Linked DNA regions of Homo sapiens: region 1 is linked to region 2. Evidence: chromatin loops called from intact Hi-C (ENCODE). Cell type or tissue: gastrocnemius medialis. All regions are shown on one strand. Each heading gives the region's core, and the rest is flanking DNA. Links, peaks and the distances in the headings are about the cores only.

The links. A loop is a pair of places that touch in the nucleus more often than their neighbours do. Peaks named below come from ENCODE experiments on the same cell type or tissue, not always from the same donor. Only the 100,000 strongest peaks of a DNase experiment are listed, where the experiment ranks them.
Region 1: it touches region 2 in a loop (1.9-fold over the local background); 4 of 110 quality-filtered maps call a loop at or near these places.

The regions. Positions count from the first base shown.
Region 1 is chr4:48,397,934-48,402,933 of GRCh38, forward strand. The region is part of intron 6 of SLAIN2 (SLAIN motif family member 2); the gene reads left to right. Among named protein-coding and RNA genes, the nearest start is that of SLAIN2, 59 kb to the left of the region's middle. In gastrocnemius medialis, for the core only: no CTCF peak of the experiment used is centred there; a DNase peak (open chromatin) is centred at 2,628; H3K27ac peaks cover 475 bases.
Region 2 is chr4:48,328,255-48,334,714 of GRCh38, forward strand. No RefSeq gene overlaps it. Among named protein-coding and RNA genes, the nearest start is that of SLAIN2, 10 kb to the right of the region's middle. In gastrocnemius medialis, for the core only: no CTCF peak of the experiment used is centred there; DNase peaks (open chromatin) are centred at 3,547 and 3,930; H3K27ac peaks cover 2,770 bases.

The DNA of each region.
Region 1 (5,000 bases), core at 1-5,000, 69 kb after region 2:
TTTGCTGTTGTGAATAGTGCCGCAATGAACATACACATGCGTGCATACATCTTTATAATAGAATGATTTATATTCCTTTGAACATACACCCAGTAATGGGATTGCTGGGTCAAAAGGTATTTCTGCTTTTAGATCTTTGAGGAATCACCATGCTGTCTTCCACAGTGGTTGAACTAATTTACACTCCCACCAGCAGTCTAAGTGTTCCTTTTTCTCCACAGCCTCGCCAGCCAGCATCTGTTGTTTCTTGCCATTCTGACTGGTGTGAGATGGTATCTCATTGTTGTTTTGATTTGCATTTCCCTAATGATCAGTGATGATGCGCTTTTTTTCATGTTTGTTGGCCCCATGAATGTCTTATTTTGAGAAGTGTCTGTTTATGTTCTTTGCCTACTTTTTAATAGGGTTGTTTGTTTTTTTCTTGTAAATTTGTTTCAGTTCCTTGTAGACTCTGGATAGTAGACCTTTGTCAGATGGATAGATTGCAAAAACTTTCTCCCATTCTGTAGGTTGCCTGTTCACTCCGATGATAGTTTCTTTTGCTGTGCAGAAGCTTTTTAGTTTAATTAGATCCCATTTGTCAGTTTTTGCGTTTGTTGCAATTGCTTTTGGCATTTTCATCATGCAACCTTTGCCCATGCCTGTGTCCTGAATAGTATTGCCTAGGTTTTCTTCTAGGGTTTTTATAGTTTGGGGTTTTACATTAAAGTCTTTAATCCATCTTGAGTAAATTTTTTATAAGGTGTAAGGAAGGGGTCTAGTTTCAATTTTCTGCATATGGCTAGCCTGTTCTCCTAGCACCATTTATTAAATAGGGAATCCTTTCCCCATTGCTTGTTTTTGTCAGGTTTGTCAAAGATCAGATGGCTGTAGATGTGCAGTCTTATTTCTGAGTTCTCCCTTCTGTTCCATTGGTCCATTTGTCTGTTCTTGTACCAGTACTATGCCGTTTTGGTAACTCTAGCCTTGTAGTATAGTTTGAAGTCAGGTAGCATGATGCTTCCAGCGTTGTTCTTTTTGCTTAGGATTGTCTTGGCTATTGGGGCTCTTTTTTGGTTCCATATGAATTTTAAAATAGTTTTTTTCTAATTCTGTAAAGAATGTCAGTGGTAGTTTAATGGGAATAGCATTGAATCCATAAATTACTTTAGGCAGTATGGCCATTTTCATGATATTATGATATTGATTCTTCCTATCCATGAGCATGGAATGTTTTTCCATTTGTTTGTTTCCTCTCTGATTTCCTTAAGCAGTGGTTTGTGGTTTTCCTTGAAGAGGTCTTTCATTTCCCTTGTTAGCTGTATTCCTAGGTATTTTATTCTTTTTGTAGCATTGTGAATGGGAGACCATTCATGATTTGGCCCTCCGCTTGCCTGTTTTTGGTGTATAGGAATGCTAGTGATTTTTGCACATTGATTTTGTATCTTGGGACTTGGCTGAAGTTGCTTATGAGCTTAAGAAGCTCTTGAGCTGAAATGATGGGGTTTTCTGGATATAGAATAATGTCATCTGCAAACAAAGATAATTTGACTTCCTCTCTTCCTGTTTGAATACGCTTTATTTTTTTCTCTTACCTGATTGCCCTGACCAGACCTTCCAAAACTATGTTGAATAGGAGTGGTGGGAGAGAGCATCGTGGTCTTGTGCTGCTTTTCAAAGGGAATGTTTCAAGCTTTTGCCCATTCAGTATGATATTGGCTGTGGGTTTGTCGTATGTGTCTCTTTTTATTTTGAGGTATTTCCTTCAATACATAGTATATTGAGAGTTTTTAACGTGAGGGGATGTTGAATTTTATTGAAGACCTTTTCTGTGTCTATTGAGATAATCATGTGGTTTTTGTCTTTAGTTCTGTTTATGTGATGAATTACATTTATTGATTTGCGTATGTTGAACCAACCTTGCATCCCGAGGATAAAGCCAACTGGATCTTGGTGGATAAGCTTTTTGATGTGCTGCTGGGTTCAGTTTGCCAGTATTATATTGAGGATTTTTGCATCAACATTCATCAGGGATATTGGCCTGATGTTTTCTTTTTTGTTGTATCTTTGCTAGGTTTTGGTATCAGGATGTTGCTGGCCTCATAAAATGAGTTAGAGAGGAGTCTCTCCTTTTCAATTGTTTGGAATAGTTTCAGTAGAAATTGTACCAGCCATTCTTTGTACCTCTGGTAGAATTCAGCTGTGAATCTGTCTGGTATTGGGCTTTTCATTGATTGGCAGGCTATTTATTACCTCCTCAATTTCAGAACTCATTATTGGTTTATTCAGGGATTCAGTTTCTTCCTGGTTCAGTCTTGGGAGGGTGTATGTGTCCAGGAATTTATCTATTTCTTCTAGATTTTCTAGTTTATGTACATAGAGGTGTTTATAGTATTATCTGATGGTTGTTTGTATTTCTCTTGGGTCACTGGTGATATTCTCCTTATAATTTCTGATTGTGTCTGTTTGATTCTTCTTTTTTTTTTTTTTTTTTTTTTTTTTGAGACAGAGTCTTGCTCTGTCGCCCAGGCTGTAGTGCAGTGGCATAATCTTGGCTCACTGCAAGCTCCTCTGCTTCCTGGGTTCAAACAGTTCTCATGCCTCAGCCACCCAAATAGCTGGGATTACAGGCATGTGCCACCACGCCTAGCTAATTTGTTTGTATTTTTAGTAGAGATGGGGTTTCACTATGTTGGCCACACTTGTCTTGAACTCCTGTCCTCAAGTGATCGCCCGCCTTGGCCTCACAGAATGTTGGGATTACAGGCGTGAGCCACTGTGCCTGGTCCCTTTTCTTCTTTATTATTCTAGGTAGTAGTCTATTTTATTAATTAAAAAAAAAGCTTCTAAATTCGTTTGTTTGTTTGTTTGTTTTTTTAAGGGTTTTTCTTGTCTCTATCTCCTTCAGTTCTTCTGCTAGCTTTGGAGTTTGTTTGCTCTTGGTTCTCTAGTTCTTTTAGTTGTCGTGTTAGGTTGTTGATTTGAGATCTTTCTAGCTTTGTGATGTCAGCATTTAGTGCCGTAAATTTCCCTCTTAACATTGCCTTAGCTGCATCCTAGAGATTCTAATATGTTGTCTCTTTGTTCTGATTAGTTTCAAAGAAAGTCTTGATTTTTGCCTTAATTTCATTATTTACCCAAGAGTCTTTCAGGAACAGGTTGTTCACTTTCCATGTAGTTGTGTGGTTTTGAGTGGATTTCTTAATCTTGAGTTTTAATTTGATTGTGCTGTGGTCTGAGAGACTGTTATGATTTCAGTTCTTTTGCATTTGCTGAGGACTATTACATGATCAATTTTAGAGTAAGTGTTGTGTGGTGATCAGAAGAACGTATATTCTGTTGTTTTTGTTTGGGGAGTTTTGTAGACATCTATCAGGTCCACTTAATTCAGAGCTGGGTTCAGGTCCTAATATCTTTGTTAATTTTCTGTCTCGATGTTCTGTCTAATATTGTCAGAGGGGTGTTAAAATCTCTCACTATTATTGTGTGGGAGTCTAAGTCTCTTTGTAGGTCTCTAAGAACTTGCTTTATGAATCTGGGTGCTCCTGTATTGGGTTACATATATACTTAGGATAGTTAGCTCTTCTTGTTGAATTAAAAACCCTTTACCGTATGTAATGCCCTTCTTTGTCTTTTTTGATCTTTGTTGGTTTAAAGTCTGTTTTGTCAGAAAGTAGGATTGCAACCCCTGCTTTTTTCTGTTTTCCATTTGCTTGGCAAATTTTCATTCATCCCTTTATTTTCAGCCTGTATGTGTCTTTGCATGTGAGATGGGTCGCTTGAAGACAGCATGGGTCTTGACTCTTTATCCAGCTTGCTACTCTGTGTCTTTTAATTGAGGCATTTAGCCCATTTACATTTAAAGTTAATATTGTTATGTGTGTATTTGATCCTGTCATGATGTTAGCTCGTTATTTTGCAGACTTGTTTATGTGGTTACTTTACAGGATCACTGGTCTGTGTACTTCAGTGTGTTTTTGTAGTGGCTGGTAATGGTTTTTCCTTTCCATATTTAGTGCTTCCTTCAGGAGCTCTTGCAAGGCAGACCTGGTGGTGATGAATTCCCTCAGCATTTGCTTTTCTGAAAAGGATCTTATTTCTCCTTCACTTATGCAGCTTGGTTTAGCCAGATATGAAATTCTGGGTTAGAAATTCTTTTCTTAAGGAATGTTGAATGTTGACCCCCCAATCTCTTCTGGCTTTGTAGTGTTTATGCTGAGAGGTCCTCTGTTAGTCTGATGGGCTTTCCTTTGTAGGTGACCTGGCCTTTGTCTCTGGCTGCCCTTAATTTTTTTTTTTTTTCCTTCATTTCGACCTTGGAGAATCTGATGATTATGTGTCTTTGGGTTGGTCTTCTTGCGGAGTATCTTACTAGGGTTCTCTGGATTTCCTGAATTTGATTATTGACCTTGTCTTGCTAGGTTGGGGAAGTTTTCCTGGATGATATCCTGAAGTATGCATTCCAACTTGATTCTGTTCTCCCCATCTCTTTCAGGTACCCCAGTCATTCATCGGTTTGGCCTTTTTACATAATCCCACATTTGTTCATTCCTTTTTCTCTATTCTTTTCTGCCTGTCTTATTTCAGAAAATAGTCTTCAGACTCTGAGATTCTTTCCTCCACTTGGTCTCTTCTGCTGTTGATACTTGTTATTGCATTGTGAAGTTTTCATGTTGTGTTTTTCAGCTCCATCAGGTCAGTTATGTTCCTCTCTAAACTAGCTATTCTGGTTGTCAGCTCCGGTATTGTTTTATCATGATTCTTAGCTTCTTTGCATTGGGCTCAGCAAAGTTCAGAACCCTACTTCTGTCAATTCAGCTGTCTCAGCCTCAGCCCAGTTCTGTGCCCTTGCCGGAGAGATGTGGTCATTTGGAGGAGAATACAAATTCTGGCTTTTTGAGTTTTCAGTGTTTTTGCATTGATTCTTTTTCATCTTTGTGGGCTTATCTACCTTTGATCTTTGAGGTTGCTGACCTTTGAATGGGGCTTTTGTGCGGTCCTTTTTGTTGATGTTGTCGTTG
Region 2 (6,460 bases), core at 734-5,733:
ACTGTTTCTTCAATTGGTACCAATCCTTCACCTTCTCATCTTGCAGACTTCAGTTTAAATGCCACTCCCTCAAAGTCACCTTCCCCACTCATTCTATCTAAGGAAGCTTTCCTCTTTACTCTCCGCCTTCATTCTTCATTTGTTTTCTTCATAGCACTTCTCATTCTTAGCAGCTATTATGTATTGGTTTACATATTGTTTATACCACTTCCCTTACAAAAATTGAAATTCTATGAACCATGTGCTGTTCACTATTGTAGCTTCAGCATCCAGCATAATACCTGGAATGCTGCAGCTGCTTAACAAATGTTTGATGAATGAAAGCACTTAGAAAACCACACAGATATTTCCCCCTATTGTCCAATTTTCAGAAAGAAACAGATTTTGTTGGCCATATCAGGGCAGTTTTGATTATAAGTAACAGAACACCACCTAAGCCTAAATAAAAGAGAGTTTTTTTTTTTTTTTTTTTGAGAGGGAGTCTCGCTCTGTCACCTAGGCTGGAGTGCAGTGGCGCCATCTGGGCTCAATGCAGCCTCTGCCTCCCGGGTTCAAGCAATTCTCCTGCCTCAGCCTCCTGAGTAGCTGGGACTACAGGCACGTGCCACCATGCCCGGCTAATTTTTGTATTTTTAGTAGAGACGGCGTTTCACCATGTTGGCCAGGATGATCTCGATCTCCTGACCTCGTGATCTGCCTACCTCGGCTTCCAAAAGTGCTGGGATTACAGGTGTGAGTGCCCAGCCCAAGAGAGATTTTAATATGCAGACACATGGTTCTCCCAGGAAGCTGAAGGGCAAAAGCATAGGTATGTCTTGGAAAGAACTCAAAGCAGGAATTAGTGCAAGGTAGAGAACTCAAGGATTTTGCCCTACTTGCAAGCTATCAAGTTAGCCTGCCTCAAGTTTCATGGCAGAAGACACAAGATTCCTGCATTAGAGACAAAGGACAATGTATCACTCATAGCAATAGTACCCAGAGTATCAGCATTTGCTCTGGTTCCCACAAGGAGACATGAATAAAGCCAGGTGGGGCTTATACACCCAGTGGGTTGTGTTACCAGTGAGAAACTCCGAGCTTAGGGAACCCAAATCTTTATAATTGTCAGTAAGTACCTGACCTTTGCTCAGAAGGGAAACATTACCTTTATCTTTATATTGGATAGTAAATAAATCTGCTGTTTGCTGCACAGGGAGAAATTATCTCTGTTCCAAAACTGTTTGCTGTGTAAACATCCCTGAAATGATATTGCAGAACAAGAGTAGCCAGTGTCACATCACAAGATGTGCAGAAATGCAAGAGATCCATGGAGAAATGTCTTCCTGTTAACAAGCAGGTGTGGAAGAAGAGCTAAGCAGAAAAAACTATAGATATCCACCATAGATAACATCTCTGGAGCTGTGGTACCTTCTACATAGACTAAGGCAATAAGTTTAGCACTTGTTACAAATGAATTCAGGGAATATTTATTAATTTGTATTTTAGAAAACATTTACCATTAGATTGTTTTTCTTAAGAAAAATATTGATATCTCTAAAAGGTAATTTTGAAAACAATATTAATGTGTCACAATAATCTATATGAAGGAGAACAATTTAATTCCTGGCAATGATGAATTTGAAATAATTTTTTCATGGACTCTCATTTTTTATTTTCTGTTTCTGTTTCTTAAAGAAATATTGTAGCAAAGGGGAAAGTAGGGTATTGTTTGATGTTTTTCCTGCTTGAGGGAATCTGAAGTATTCTGATTCTGTATGAATAAAAAAAATTGGAACACTTACAGATACTTTTTAAAAATTCTAAGGCAGAACTAAGGGGATTGAATACCCTGGGAACTCTTGATAACCATTTCAGATATTTTTATTATATTTATACATGCTTTTGAAATTCTGGTTAGCCACAATTCTGTGGATGATGAAGTCATAGAGTCTTAGGAGATGAATCACTAATCTAGGCTTACTGCTACCAGTTTAAACTTACTCTATAATTTCTCTCTGACTGATTGTTGTAGAATGGTAGCTTGTAAGTAAACCAGTGATTTATTTGTTTATTGTATTCAAATGATGAATTTGAAATAATTTCATTAATGGCCTCTCATTTTTAATTTTCTGTTTCTGTTCCTTAAAGAGAAACTGTAGTAAAGGGGCAAGTAGGGTATTGTTTGATGTTTTTCCTGCTTAAGGGCAAACAACTTGCTCATATGTAATTTGTCTTAAGTTGTTGAAGCCATAAACTATTGGGCTTGAATTAGTTTAACTCACTTTATAGAAAATTTAGCATACCAATTAAGCACTTAAATAGTAAATTAAGAAAATGGTCCTCAAATCAATTACAATACCAGGATTTTAGATCTCAGTGAAGGATGAGTATTTAGAAGCTTCCTTCCCTCTAAATCAGTGTTAATACTTTTTTTGTCTGTCTCTGAAATTTAAGAAAGATAATCCCTGTTTTTTCCTTGTTTCTCCCATTTCTAACCCAAGAGAAAATGAAATGATTTCAGTCATATTTAGCAGTAGAGTTAATCTACTAGCAAATCTCGATCTCCTGACCTCGTGATCTGCCCGCCTCGGCCACCCAAAGTGCTGGGATTACAGGCATGAGCCACCGTGCCCAGCAATCTACTAGCAAATCTAAGTGGAACAAATTACACACTGTTTTTCATGTGAGAAAATATGTTCTTAAGCTAGAGGAATATTTCAATAACAAATATCCATTAGAATCTACATGCAAGACACTAGCTTATCTAATGAGAAAAGTCAGAGAAGTAAAACAGCAAAACAACTTCACATTCTTTAATGTTCATTCAGAATATTAAATGCCATTAATTGACCATCATTATTATAAAATTTACTATTTAGATAAGTGAGTTTTAGTACAGTGCTATTTAAAGTATGGAACTGTTACTGGTGTGTGATCAGTACAGAAATTGAGACTAAGCATTTAGAAACCTAGAGCAATTTGACGTAGCAATCTTCTGTCTGTTGAATCTAATAACAAAAAAAATTTTTTCAATTTTGCATATCTTTTTAAAATTTAATTTGTCAAGGAATTCATTTTTAGCATATTTTACAAAAACATCATTCTCCTATGGAGACTATTTGGAAATACAAATAAGAAAACTGGTTCTTACCACAGATAGTTTTAGAAACCTGTTTTAGTGTAAAGCCATCATTTAGTATAAAGTCATCTATTATTACTGTTACTCTGAAGTGGTTACTGAGCATTACAACAGTAGGTAGGATTATAAGTTGTTTACTAAATATGCTAGATTTATTAACTCATGTATATATTTATTGAGAAACCAAAATATTTGAAGTACTTGATGAAGTTGATGTGCTAACCATTGCCTGTCTGCCCATATTCCCTCTTGGAAATATTACAGGATTCTGCTCACTTCTGACTCCAGCCTCAGCATGCTGTACCATGGTGGGCTAATATTAGTTAGTCTAATAATATGTGAGTCTAATATTATGTCACCCAAGAATCTGGAATTGGGACACTGAGAGACTGAGTGATTAGGTCATAGTAGTCACATGAACTGAAATGTCACCAGTTGTTACAACACCAAACCCAACGCCACATGTAGACTGATGTTAGAGAACACAGAACATGAGTAAGCAGGGGTTCTGAGATAGAATAAGGGGGAAGGGGGCAAATGGCAAACATGCAAGAAACAGAGAGAGAGCCCATCAAAATATAAGTTAGGTCCTGTCACTCCTCGGCTCAAATCCTGCCTTGTCTTATGTCATACGGAGTAAAAGTCAGTCTTCACAACTGACTACAGGCTGTAAGGAATCTTTCCTCCATCTCTCTGACTTCATTTTCCACCACGCTCTTTGACACTCATTCCAGTTTAGTCATCCAACCTTGTTTTTCCCTGAAGCCAGGCACATTATTGCCTCAGGGCCTTTGTACTTGCTCTTCTGCTTGGTATGCTCATCCGCAGTTTCCTGCCTGGTTGGCTCCCTCACCCTCCTTCAGAGTTTTGTTCAAACATCATCTTCTAGGCGAGGCCTGCCCTGAGCACCCTATTTAAAATTGCAATCCCGGCCGGGCACAGTGGCTCACGCCTGTAATCCCAGCATTTTGGGAGGCCAAGGTGGGTGGATTACTTGAGGTCCGGAGTTCGAGACCAGCCTGGCCAATATGGTGAAACCCTGTCTCTACAAAAATAACAAAAATTAGCTGGGCCTGGTGGTGGGCACCTGTAATCTCAGCTGCTTGGGAGGCTGAGGCAGGAGAATCACTTGAATCAGGGAGGCGAGGTTGCAGTGAGCCGAGATTGCGCCACAGCACTCCAGCCTGGGTGACACAGAGAGACTCTCTCTCAAAAAAATAAAATAAAATTGTAATCTTGGCCAGGAGCAATGGCTCACACCTGTAATCCCAGCACTGTGGGAGGCCAAGGCGGGTGGATCACTTGAGTACAGAATTTGGAGACCAGCCTGTGCAACACAGCAAAACTCCATCTCTACAAAAAATAGAAAAATTAGCTGGGCGCGGTGGTATATGCCTGTGGTCCCAGCCACTCTGGGGGCTGAAGTGGGAGGACTGCTTCAGCCCAGGAGGCAGAGATTGCAGTGAGCTGAGATTGCACCACTGCACTCCAGCCTGGGTGACAGAGCAAGGCCTTGTTTCAAAATAAATAAATAATAAAATTGCAATTCTGCCCTCACCCACATTCCCTATCCTCCTTTCTCGATGTATTTCTTCTCCATAGCACTATTTCTATGCCCTTCACTCTATTCCCTCCTTCTCCATTTGTTTAACATTTTTATTGATTTTGGGTTTATCTTTCGATTGTATCTTTTTACAAACATAAGCATTTATGTATACATTTTCATATCCTTTCCTGCTTCTTGTGCTAAAGGTGTATACCATAAGCACCATTTTGAACCAGCTTTCCTGGAGCTTCATGGAGATCTTCATCTCTTTTCTTTTTATTGATGCACAGTCCTCCATTATGTGGATGTATCATAGTTTTTTAAACTAGCCCCATATTGATAATATTTGGGTTGTTCTCAGTCTTTTGCTATTGCAAGTAATACCATAAAAAATAGCTATGTGCATAGGTCATTATATGTTTTAGCCAGTTTACTTTTAGAATAGATTCTTAGAAGCAAGATAAGTGGATAGCTCCCTTTTTAAATTGAGATGATACAAGAGGATTTCTGTTCATTATATCCAACAAGTCATGATTAAGATTGCTACCTGTCCCTGTAGGTACATCTCAAGTGACACTTCTTCTGGGAAAACTCTTATTCCAGGCAGAAGGAATCTACTGCTAGTTCCCTAATATGCCCTCAGGTAAAAATAAAAAACAATCCTTATATTTTATATTCTTTCTTGTTCGCATCACTCACATGGCACTTTTTACATGCTGCTTTGTATATACAGTAATTTATGTACCTCTGATCTCCTTAAATGGACAATAAGCTGCTACCGATTAAGAAGCACATTCTTTTTGATGTTTATCATCTCTGGTCCCTAACAATGTGCCTTGAACTGGTAATGGATGACTGAATGAATAAATACAACAGGTATTTGTAATCCTGCACGTGACAGTGCCCCATATAAAAGTGTCCATGTGATTTATGTTTCACATAACATACCAGAAAAAAAATCTCAAGTGGACTAAAGAGTTGAACATAAAAAAGGTAAAAAATAAGAAACTATAAGAAAAAAAGTAGTAATATTTATTACCTGCTTAGAGGTCAGTTAAAGGATTGTTTGAGCCTTATGCCTTTATTTTTTTTCTTTTTCCCTGAACTAGTCACTGCTTGAGAAACTTACACCTTTAAATAAGACTGACACAATAAAATGAGCCTGGAGCCCTGCAGCACATCATTTTGGATCCTCTTAAATAGCTCCTCCCCATATTCTCTCATGGTAACAATCCTAGCTGGTGGTCCTTCAAGGGATGATTAAATGTTCTTGCCCAAATCTAAGGCTCCAGAGTCAAGCCCATTGATACAGCCATGTGGAAGATCTGGCAACTACATTATTGTGCTCAGGAAGAACCTCACCTTCTGTGTGGAGGTTGTGGCCTTTCGACTGAGTGTAGGAGAAGTTACTTGTTCTATGTTCATATGCCCTGCCTGGACTCTAACAGGCTACACCTACTCTTAAAGGGGACCTTGTGCAACATTATGATGTAGCTCTGAATGCATCAGAGGTGAAGAGATAGAAAGGCATGTCTTCTATCTTTGCTTTTGGAGAGGTTGCGGAAATTCATTGCCTCCCAGGTAGCCTGCAATTCCACCTCTGAAAGCAGTACACACTCTCCATCTGTCCTATAGTATATAAATACCCTCTCCCTACCAGGATGATTACAGTTAACACCGTGATCTGCCCTGCTGTCACTGCGCAGCAGAATTTTGGTGGGTCTGCTGTCTACAAATGATTCCATATCATGATTTGAGTCCAATATAAAAATACTCAGTAAGCAGAGCGGCATCTG